2 separate regions of the Homo sapiens genome follow, and region 2 is linked to region 1. A link is a contact called in ENCODE Hi-C data. All regions are on one chromosome and are shown on one strand. Each heading gives the region's core, a stretch centred on a gene start or an enhancer-like site at or near the end of the contact. The rest is flanking DNA. Distances are from core to core; before and after follow the strand shown.

Evidence for each region. Hi-C counts contacts between places; a loop is a spot of excess contacts on that map. Pooled maps may share reads with other maps.
Region 2: a map of endothelial cell of hepatic sinusoid shows a loop between it and region 1 (2.6-fold over the local background). The contact joins the enhancer-like site here to the promoter of LINC02873 in region 1. A Hi-C loop is called at or near these places in 2 of 168 maps with a recorded cell type or tissue (endothelial cell of hepatic sinusoid and mammary epithelial cell) and 1 of 50 pooled maps.

Annotation. Positions count from the first base shown.
Region 1 is chr11:130,670,779-130,676,561 of GRCh38, reverse strand. It overlaps LINC02873 (long intergenic non-protein coding RNA 2873), which reads right to left and starts at 3,606. Exons shown (of 3, transcript NR_164144.1): 1 at 3,374-3,606.
Region 2 is chr11:130,577,483-130,583,265 of GRCh38, reverse strand. No RefSeq gene overlaps it. Among named protein-coding and RNA genes, the nearest start is that of MIR8052, 86 kb to the left of the region's middle. Within about 2 kb of position 2,750, at least 10 of the 41 ENCODE cell types and tissues checked have a DNase peak (open chromatin) inside an H3K27ac peak, as active enhancers do; they include mammary epithelial cell, where a contact is called at or near this core.

The DNA.
Region 1 (5,783 bases), core at 2,357-4,856:
CCACCTTTCAGGCTCTCCAAAGGAGTCCCAGCAGAGAAATAAAGGTAGCATACAGATCAGTCAATAGGTTGTCGGATGAATTCAGAAGCAAGAACTAAGGGTTTGACAGTAGGTTAGGGCAGGACTCTGAGCACCAAAGATTGTCAGGGCTTCCTGGGGGTCCTATATACTGGGGTACTGGTAAGGAAACTGAGACGGAACCCTTATACCCCAGGAGTTGGCCTTCTTTGTGGAGACTGACATTTGGAACATAAAGTAATAATTGTAATTGCTGTTACCATTTATTAGATATCTACTCTGCCAGGAACTGGGCTTACATTCACATTTTTTGTCTCTTTGAATCCTTACAATAACCTCAGAAGCACTGATATTATCCTTCACACACTGGGATGTAAGTTCTATGCCTTGGGCCAAGGGGCTTGGTTTGTTTCATTCCCAGCTATGTACTCAGAACCAAAAATAGCATGTGCCAGTCCAGAAAAGGAACTTAATATTTGCCGCATATTTATCTCTGTTTTCCAGTGAGGGCACTAAAGCTTAGAAAGGTAAAGTGCCTTTCACAGAGTTCCACAGATTGTGAACAAAAAGTCAGAATCCAAACCTAGGTATGTCTGAGCCCTAAGTTTGTGCTTTTTTCCATTTTTCTACTCCGACTATCATAAAAAGAATGTTGGCCTCACGTCAGGATAACCCAGCATCTAGTTTCAGTTCTACCTCTAACTGTGTGACCTCAGGCAACTGGCCTTATTTCTCTGGGCTTCAATTTTCTTCTCTGGAAATGAAAGGGCTCAGAGCAGCTCGTGTCCAATATTCCTTCCAGCTCTCTGGTTCTGCGCCTTCCACGGCTCAAGGGAGCCCCATGGGATTGGTCTGAGTCACACTGGAGGGCTCTCAGGAAGCGGTGACTTGGAAGGGTCGGCTGATGGGCGGCCTGACCAGAAACGTGGAAAATGTGGGGCAAGCAGCTGCTAGAGTGAAAGAACAGCCGGTGGGAGTCTGGCTCTGTCTCCCATCAGGAAGATATTGAATTTCCTCACCCTCGTGGGGAAGTGGCTGCTGCTGCTCTAGCCCAGGGAAACCGACATTTTGCAGCTCTGGGAGTTAAGCAGCTCATGTTTTCAGAGCCTTGTGACCAATCCAGTAGAGTGAGGGGGCCAGTGATCTCTGGTGATTAGACCTAGTTGACATTTGGGGACTATAAGATCCTGAATGCAGAGTACTCATTCTAGCCATAGTCACAAAATCCCCTTAATTAAAATTTCATTTTCAACTTAGGTTTTAAACTCTCTTGCTCAGTAAGGTTCATCTATTTAAAACACAGCAGCCCAGAAGAATGAACTTAAAACAGCCATGGAGTTGCTTTGAATTATGTGCTGTGTGAAAGATGCCTAGTATCAGATTTAACAAAGTTTTACTGCCTTGGCTTTAATGCTATTATTAAGAATAATTTGTGTATGTTTGTACAGGCTTACTCCCCAAAGTTCATATTGTTTTCTTCCCAGGAACTCAAAAGCAGCTCACACGCAGTCTTTGACATCCCTTTCTCCCCTCTGTAGCTCCCTTTGTTCAGTGAGGTGAAGAAAAAGGCCTTGTTACATTACAGTGGAGATGTTTAAGCTTCTGGGAGACAGGGCATCTTCCAGAATCTGGTGAAAGCTGTGAGTCATCTCCACTTCCACCATCCTTCCATCCCCAAATCACACGAGCACATACACACAAAAAGTTCCATGCCACTTCAACTGTTCTGGAGCTCCCTAAGCAAATCCACAGAGGTCTCTAATGCTAGGTTAAACTCCGGGTTATTTTAATACATCGTGCTGGAACAACTGCAAAAACAAAAATACAATGGGAGGTTGAGGCTGCGGTGAGCTGTGATTGCACCACTGCACTCCAGCCTGGGCAATAAAGCCATACTCTGTCTCAAAAATAATAACAATAATACATTAAGAAAAAGAATTGAACCTTGATGCTTACCACACACCATATCTAAACATTAACTTAAAATGGATCATAGGCCTACAACTAAGTGCTAAAACTACAAAAACCCTAGAAGAAAATCTTTGTGACTATGGGTCAGACAGAGTCTTCTTAGATATGACACAGAAAACATGACTTAGAAAAGAGAAAAGCGATAAATTGGACTTCATCAAAATGAAAGGCTTTTAGTCTTTGGAAAACATTGTTAAGAAAATAAGACAAGCTACACATTGGGAGAAAACATGTGTAACACATCCATCTCTGTCCATGTTTGCTCACATTTCAATGTTAACTCTTAGCTTTATAATAAAATGGAAAGGATACCTTTTAACGGGGCATCACACTAACTGAAATAAAATTGGGTTCTGTGACCAAGGCAGAGAAGAGGAACGCACACTGGGTAAGCAACCAAGAGTGTGCTACATGTACAATATAAAATTATAAAAGAAAATAGAATCTCAGCAGGTGGTAGGTAACCAAGCAGGTCCCACAAGTCTGATCCTGTCTGCTGCAAGGTAGTAAGGGCAGAACATCATCTCTGCCCTGGATTCCCATCTGTGCCTAACACAAAGGAGGCCAGGGGAGAGAGCTCATGTGCTGATCTGGAATGCACAGACTACAGAGAAAAGGGCAGAAGAGGAGAGACCACCACGGGTGGAGCTGTCCACAAGGTGTGTGGAGGACATGGTCCTGAACTTGGCCTTCAATGCAAGGGATGTCAGGAAGCCAGAGGAAGGAGAGCAGGCCTTGGACTAGAGCATGGAAACAGGTGTTGGGTGCTACCTTCAAGGACCAAGAAGGCAACATGCCCTACCACAGCAGGAGGGGCATGCTGAGAACAGGAGCTGAAATTTCTCTGAGCCAGGTCAAAGCAGAGGCCGAAAGTGCCAGCCAGGGAATTTGGAGCTTGATGACAAAGTGGACTGGCTCTCCTAGAACCATGGGGTGACTTGATGAAAGTTGATTCATTCAGATCTGCTGCTTCTCCTCCAAACAGGACCCTGGTGATGGACTTTCTCCACACCCACCTTCAGGGAAGATGCACTCATTCATTTCAGCAGAGGAACGTCCCTCTTGCTGCACCAGTCACAGGCATTGGTCATGGAGCACCAGGGCTCTCTACTGCGGAACCTCATGCAGCCTCGCAGGCTTTCTCAGCACAGCACCCAAAAAACATTACCAAGTAGTCAGAACAGGCATTTGGGACACACCCAGCATGGTGGGGGCTGACAAACCCTACCCTTGTTCCCCCAACCCCACCCCCGCCTCCAGGGCCTCCCACTGAACATCTACCCCACCTCCATCGCCACCATCATTTCTCTTCTGCTGTGTGTGTTCTTCAGGCAGCAGCTGTTTTTCCTGTCACTGCATAATATTCATTTAAGCCTGATTTCACCTGGGAAAAATGCTGGAAATAAGCCAGACTCCAGAGTGATGTGGTCATGACCAGATCCCTCCAAGATGACCTGGAAAGCTGAGTCCACCTGAGCTCACAGGACGGCTGGAGCTGGGCCAGAATGGAGAGGCCGCTGGTGGGCCATGCCCCAGTGACCCCAGCCCGAGGGGTGGCAGCCAAGCTGGCGAGGAAGAGACAGAGGAGGACCATGTCAGAAACTCACAAGGACAAGTGAGGGGTCCTGGTGAAAGCATAATGAGTTTAATAACCAGGGACAGCCCTGATCATCCACCATCCAATGGTGTCCCCACCTGATGACTGGCAACCCATTCTATGGGTGGGTTTAAGGGTGGGAGGCTCTTTCATCCTGGAGCCTCTTCAGGTCTCCCAGAGCTGCAGTCGCCTCAGCAAGCAAAGCAGAAGAAAAGAGGCCACTGTGTTTATGGCTGGGGTAGCCGCTCTCATGTGAAAATCAGGGGGTGAAACAAGGTGCTTTTGAAACCTGTTCAAGGCCTCCTTCCCTCCCAGCAAATCATCAGAGGAGAGATTTTGCCTCACGCTTTTCTCTCATGCATGTGTCTGTCCCAGAGTCGCCATGGCAACACTGTGTATGTTTGCACGGCTGGAAGGATCCAGAGATGGAAAACGAGGCCAGGGTGGACCAGAGCAGGGAGTCCAGCAGGAATTCCTCTCTGATCCTCTGCAGGCGATCAGTTAACAGAAAGCTCCCTTGCCCTTCTGAGGTTAGTCATAGAGCCTGCTTCTGCCAACAGCTCACAGGAAAAAATCACAATCCTCAGCAGTGAGTCCTGGGAATGTGCATCAAAGCCTGTTTTCCCCCCAGCAGTTTTATCAGGTAGGGATTTGCCATGACAATTCCCCAGGCCCTGAAGCCCAAGGTGCCAGCACACACATGGCAAGGCAGCCAGTGCCCGGTCACAGGGTGGGTCCGGGAACCACCCCTCACTCGGTGGGAGACAGCAGGTATGTCAGGAAGTGCTCTGCCACGTCTCACCTGTTTCCCTCACGCCTGACACTTCTCTATGCCGCGTGGACTTGGAGAACCAAGCTCTGAAAATCTGTATGAGACCCTTTTTCTAGATGAGACATGCACCTCATGCTGATTCTCCCTCAGAAGACAGCCCCAGTGGGTGTTCTCTGTAATTCCTCAACAGACACAGCCAGCCTTTTAACCACTTCTTTGTCTCTGAATCACCTCCCAACCTTTTCTCAAATTGTGGGAGCCATAAACTGGATGACAGGGAGGATTCAGCCCAGCATGGAGCTCAAGGTGGGGCCAAGAACCGTATAAATGAAACTGATTTTTTGGCAAATCACGTGAACATATGCATATTGACCAGTATTTAAGCCAGTGTCTGACACATATTAGGTGCCCAAAAATATTTATTAAACAAATAAGTAAAGTTCCCATAGATAGCAGAGACATGGAAAGTGGTTCCCACCTAGAAGTTTGGTGAGTTTACTTTCATGGGGTACAGAAAGACTGTTAAATAGGAAGGGATGCTAGTCTAATTGCACTTCAAACCCATCCCTCCTCACTCCACAGCTCTGCCCCTTATATAAACCAATTCTCACAAAAACGTCAGGAGCAGGGAGTTCAATATTTACTTGGCCATGATGCACTTGGTAGATCTCAGTTGGCTGGTAGAGTGTATTTTTCCCACTCTGAGGGCCAAAGATTTTGGCAGATGGCAAATGGAGGTGAAGGGGAGACAGAGTAAGTTATATAAAATACCACTAACTCTCTTCTCCTGTAGGCAGTAAAAACAGCTTCCTAGATTATTAGCACTGAGCCAAAATAAAAATCCACTGAAATATATTTTACAGGATGGAGATACTGTTCTAAAAAGGACGTGAGCACTTTCCTGAATTTATATGCTGCTTTGTTGCTGATCAGTTCTGCAGCAATCCCAGAACTAAGGTCCTTCAGTCATTCAATGAACATCTGTCATCTACAGCGGTCATTCTCAACCAGGGCTATCTTGTTCCTTAAGGGGACATTGATAATATCTGAAGACATTTTTGAGTGTTGCAACTGGGGGAAGGGTGCTAGTGGCATCTTGGGGAGACCAGCTTCTAAACAACTTACAAGGCGCAGAACAGACCCAACCAAAAAGCATCATCTGCCCCAAAATGTTGGGAAAACCTAGAGAGTGACAGAAACACACAGTAGCACAAAGCGAGGCATCTGAGTCCCGGAGCCTCAGAGAAGGCTTATCAGATGGAGTGATGAGTGCACTGAGACATGAAGAAGAATGAGCAGGAAACATAATTAGGAAAGAGGTTCTCGAGCAGAAGGACCTACATAAGCCAAACATGGAGATGAACATTTAAAGAACTGCAAATAGAGCAGACATTCTCTCAACTACCCTTCCCTTATATTAACTCA
Region 2 (5,783 bases), core at 1,501-4,000, 92 kb after region 1:
TGCAAGGTCCTCTGTGATCTTTCTGTCTCTGTCATCACTTCCCCTAAGGTCAGCATATGTAGTGAAAAAGGATCTGGATGAGGGGTCATGGGCAGCGGTTCTAATCCACCCTACCATGCTTAGTCATAAAACCTTGGACAAGCCAGCTGAAATTTCTGGACCTAATATTCTCAACAGTAAAATGAGGAAATTGAGCTTGATGATCTGTGACGTCTCTCCCAATTCTAACATTCTTTTCTTTTTGAAATGGAGTCTTGCTCTGTCACCCAGGCTGGAGAGCAGTGGCCCAATCTTGGCTCACTGCAACCTCTGCCTCTTGGGTTCAAGCAATTCTCCTGCCTCAGCCTCCCAAGTATCTGGGATTACAGGCGCACACCACCATGCCCAGCTAATTTTTTGTATTTTTAGTAGAGACGGGGTTTCACCATGTTGGCCAAGATGGTCTCCATCTCTTGACCTTGTGATCTGCCCTCCTCGGCCTCCCAAAGTGCTGGGATTACAAGCATGAGCCACCGCGCCTGGCCAAAAATTACCTCTTCTACCAAAATGTCACTGGCTCACAAACATTCCTCTTACTTTCCTACCCTTGCTCTTCTGAAGATGTGTTTTTCTTATTTAGATGGACTTTCTTTCCTCTCACCCAAATCACAAACATCTTTCCTGACACCCCCTGAAACCCTATCTCTCGGTAAAGCTTGTCTGAGCTATCGCAAATTAAATGTCACCTTCTTCTGCCTCAGCTCCATCACAGGCATGGTACTCATCACATGTGACTCCAATTGTTATTACTTGGTGTATATGTGCCCTGCTTGTCGAACTACATAGTCAGCTTCATGCTGTAAGGTGGGAATACCCTTGTACACAGCAGGCAACCCGCACACGGGTGATGACTGGTTTCAGATGGTAAGAGCACCAGACCAGCAGTAGGACACCTGGGTCCTAGTCTCTACTGACCTTAAGCGTCTCACCTCTCTGCCTCTTAGCTTTCTCATCTGTAAAATCAGTGCTTTGAACTAGGTTACTAGCTCATCTCTGAGGTCCCTCCCAGAGCTGTGGTTTTCTGATAAAGAATGATATCAGAATGATTTTCTGATAAAAACTTCTTGGCGTTTCAGTTTTCCTTAGATTTTTTCAAAGCCTTTTTTCTTATTCTTGGGGCCTCAGCAATGGAAGTTGGAACTTTCAGATAAGGAATATCAGTCTCTCTCACCCAGCCCAGGCCATCTCTGGAATGCAATTGGGAGTTCAGCTGTAATGAAGACTGCGATGTGAATTTCCAGTTCATCTCAGCTAGCTGGATTATTCTTCAGGAGCAGACTGTTTACCCACAAAAGATGGGCTGTTTGGCATGAAAGGCTTCTCACTGTATTCTTTACACTTAACACCACCTACTGTTAGCCACAACTCCAATGCCAGCATCCTAAGGACAGGAGTTTAATAAAGTTTTAGAATATTTCCCTTCACAGATGGGCTAGAGACCAAGTCGAGATCACAGGCTCTTACACAGAAACCAGCATTGAGTTCCTGTTGGTGTTTCTAGAAACATAATTATTTCTGTAGTTACTGGTTTCAGTTAAGGCTGGGAAGATGCCTGAGACCTTTAAAAACATTGACATCTTAATCCAGAAAATAGAAGAAAAACAGATCCTCACAGTGGCAAATTTCATCTCCTGGTAGGACTGTCACAGTAATGCAATTATTGCCTGCAATTACCAAAGAATTAATAAACTTATCCTTATTCTCCAATTTGGCACCACATATTCACACACACACACACACACACACACACACACACACCCCAGCCCTCACCACATTCCAACAGTGGCTTCATTATTATATCATTTTAGGCAAGACACCACACTGTGTCAAGATTTTAAAGACATTAGCAAAATGTGCCATGGGGGAAAAGGCAATAGGATGAAACAAGAATTTCTTCTCTAAATGCCTAATTGTGTGCTGAGTCATCCGCCTTCACCCTTTCCCACCCTCGGGAATAACAACTGCTGTCGTCTATTGAGTGCTTAAGGGACTCCAGTCTGGGAGACTGGGCTGAGAACTTCAATGCACACATCTTTCAGTTAACCCTCATGGGAGGTAGGCACTGTTATTGTCCCCTTCTAGAGATGGGAACTGAGGTTTAAAGAGGGCTCAGAGCCCAGAATCACAGAATAAGTAGCACAGCCGGGCGTCAGACTCAGATCTCTGTGGCTCCAGAGCCCATGGTGATAGCCACCTTGAAATACAGCCATATTCATATCTTTTTGGCCTCACAGGGTGTCCTAATTCATTTCATTTGTTTGGATAAGTACAGATGGCTAGGATCACCCTAAGCTTGTCTTAAGTAGTTTCTCAGCTATTCCTGGGAACTTAGCAAGAAATGATAGCCAAGGTTCCTCAAGGCCACGTAGGAATATGAAGTTTGAATCCTTTCTTGATTTAGGGGGAAAGATTACTTCCCAGGACTAATACCTGCCTATTCCCACTTCCCTGCCTGGTCCCCACGATGAAAAGGAAAGAGAGCACTGAGTATCTAGAGTGGGATGGGAAACTGGGCCCAAGCCAGCAGGTTTAAATACCTTCTGTCTGTACAGCATCCTGTGAAGTGATAAAGGGAGGCGTGGCTGGGAAGGGGGTGAATCATCTCACCAAATGTTCTTTTGTCTGCAGAATGAATGTGGCCATTAATGCTGCTCAGCCTTCCTCTTCCAGAAAACAATGGAACTCGACTGAATCACTGACTCCCTTTCAGGCATCTCCTTTTGGCTGTCTGACCCAGCCCCCTAATTGAGACTCAAGCTGTTGTCCCTGGCTCAGCAATCGGCACCCATGCCAGTCCAGAGAATGGATCTGGTCCCATAGCCTGTGGCTATCTATGGTGCTCTGAGCTAACCCTTTGATGAAGAAACCAGAAAACCAAGATTTCATGCTCTGGTAGGGCAACATCTCATGGCATAGGACAGACAGTGCTACCTTTTAGATACCCCAGGTTCCCACATTAATACCCGACACCCTGTGGGAACAGGGTAGTCCTGAATTGAGATTTAAAGCCCAAGTAGAAATCTTCATTTTGGCCTCCCAAGACAAGGCCTCTAAGTATTTTGATCAGAGTTATCAGTGCTGACAGGCAAGTGATGCTTCTACTCCTATCCAACTACTGCTCCTTAAGTGGGTCCTGCCTCGGGAATCTTAGAAGGCTTGGTGGGAATGTGATTAGTGAGGCAGGCCTTGGGCATTTCTGGGTCCCTCCCTTCCTGTGACCCCCATCAACATGTCATCACAGACTTACCTAGCACCCAGGATGACATTGTAGAGAAAATATGGTTTTTAATGACTAAGCCAAAAAGTAATTCAGAAAAGTGGGACTCCAAATGTGAGAAAGTTTTAGGAATACTTTATTCAATCTATTTTACTCAAAGTTTCCTTTCTTAGGCATGTACAATTTTTTAAAAACTTATGTGTAAGTAAGTCTAGAAGGGCATTTTAAAGACCTTTTTTAAAGAAAACTGTTGAGCAGTGAGAGGAAAAGACCTTAATTCATAGTTGTTATGGTCTGAATGTTTTTGTACCCCCCAAAATTTATATGTTGAAACTTAATCCCCAATGGGATAGTATTAGAATGTAGAGCCTTTGGGAGGTGATTAGGTTTTGAGGGTGATGCCCTCATTAATGGGATTAGTGCTTTATAAAAGAGACCCCAAAGTGCTGCTTCCATCATCTGAGGACATAGCTAGAGGGCTCCATATATGAGCCAGGGAGCCAGAGAGAAGGCACTGACTGTGAAGCAGAAAGCAAATCTCCACCACACACCCAACCCGCTGGCACCTGAGCTTGGACTTCCCACCCTCTAGAACTGTAAGAAATAAATGTCTTTGTTCATAAGTCATCCAGTCTAAGGCATTTTGTTATAGCAGCCTGAATGGACTAAGACAATATCTTAGCTTAAAATCACGCAGCCAGGCAATGACAGAACCAAGACAGGAATCAAGGACCCATCCCCGGTGCCGGGATCATTTTGCTGTGGCTCCAGTGCCCTGCAGGCTGGCATTGAGCCACATCAGGTGTCCCCTCAATGCTGCCATCTGCTTGGAGCTCTGCTGGAACACTTCCACCCTCTGCCAGCATGACCAGCATGACCCACCCCCACACCCCAGCACAGGGGACAATGAATTTCTATGAAGACATCAAATACACTTCTACTTCCTTCTCAGGTGACCACTGAGTGTGCATGAAAAGAAGCCAGCCAGCTGCCTGAACATGGCAAAGGAGACTCAGCCACCTGGCCCAGCCGTCAGAGCTTGAGGCCTCGGTTCCCATTCCCTTCCTAGGAAAGTGTGAGCCACAAGCCACATGGGGACTTGGCAGTGGAAGCAGATCTCACTGGGCAAACAGAAGAGAAGGCAGAGGAGAGTGGGAGGCGGAAGTCCTCGTGTCTCCAACTGTTGGAGGGCCTCTCGGAGAGGGAAGGAGGCCCAAAGATCTCAGCTGAAGCCAGGACTAGAACTTTGCAAGGCTGACCTTGGCACCTGGACCCAAGGCTGTAGCTGTAACTCTTAGGCTTGCCCAGGACATGTTTCTATCATGAAAATCTTTGGAGATCTTCACCAGATTTTTTGGTGGCTTAAGAAATATTAGGGGAAGGGGCCTAGTGAACAGATTATTGCCTTTGAGCCCGTGGTTGCTGGGAATTACCAGGTTTCTATTAAAAGTTTTGGTAGTCAGAGCGAAGATGTGAGGAGGCTGCTTCATTGTTCAGAGACCCTGGAAATAAACTCTTGAAAGCCATGGGAACTGGGATGGTGGAAGGATGCTGCATTTTGCAAACAATCTTAAACATCTCGTCCCAGCTCCTCCATATATTTGCCATGTGGCCTCTGCTTCCTCATTTGAATATGGGGATAAAAATAAGCACTTTGAAGGGGTGTTGGAGGACATAAAAAGTACTTGGCTCATAGCAGGTGCCCCCCAAATATTTGTTCATTCTTCTAAGCCTTGAAGATTCCACCAGTCAGTGTTATGTTTAAAAACATCTTTTTAAACAAAAGAAGCCTTTGTAAAATAGTCAGGAGTTTTCACTCAGAAGCTGTGGGATTTGCAGGATGCAATTGGATATCATTTTCATAACGGCATGAGCTGTGTGGTCCTACTGGTCAGGGAGAATATGGAAAGAAGATAGAATTCCATCAATGTCAAAGGTCACTGCAGCTAGATGGGAAAGAAATTAATACATTGTAGACAAAGGAAAGCAAAGTCAAATCATGTAGCAGCCTGGGTTGAAGGCAGAATTTCCTTGACTAGCCCAGGATGGGGCCTGGTGATATAAAATGGAAGTAAGCAGAAAAGGATGCCCTAAATTCTTAACACCCTGTATGGCACAGGTCCCAGCAGACATACCAGAGGTAAACAGCCCTGCACCCACGCCAGGGTGCACAGCCTTTCGGTACAGCTGACCACTCGTGATGTGTAGGCTACAAATAGGGCTGACAAGAATCCAGGCTAAAATCCCAGCTAAAATCTCTGAATTCTCTCAAATTGCTTGAGATAGCATCATTATGTCCTGAGTGGGTAAGCATTTTTAACTCTGGAAAGATTTAGAACTAAGAATAGAGGCTGGGCATGGTGGCTTATGCCTGTAATCCCAGCACTTTGGGAGGTCGAGGTGGGTGGATCACCTGAGGTCAAGAGTTCAAGACCAGTCTGGCCAACATGGTGGAACCCCGTCTCTACTAAAAATACAATAATTAGCTGGGCATGGTGGTGGGGGTCTGTAATCCCAGCTTCTCGGG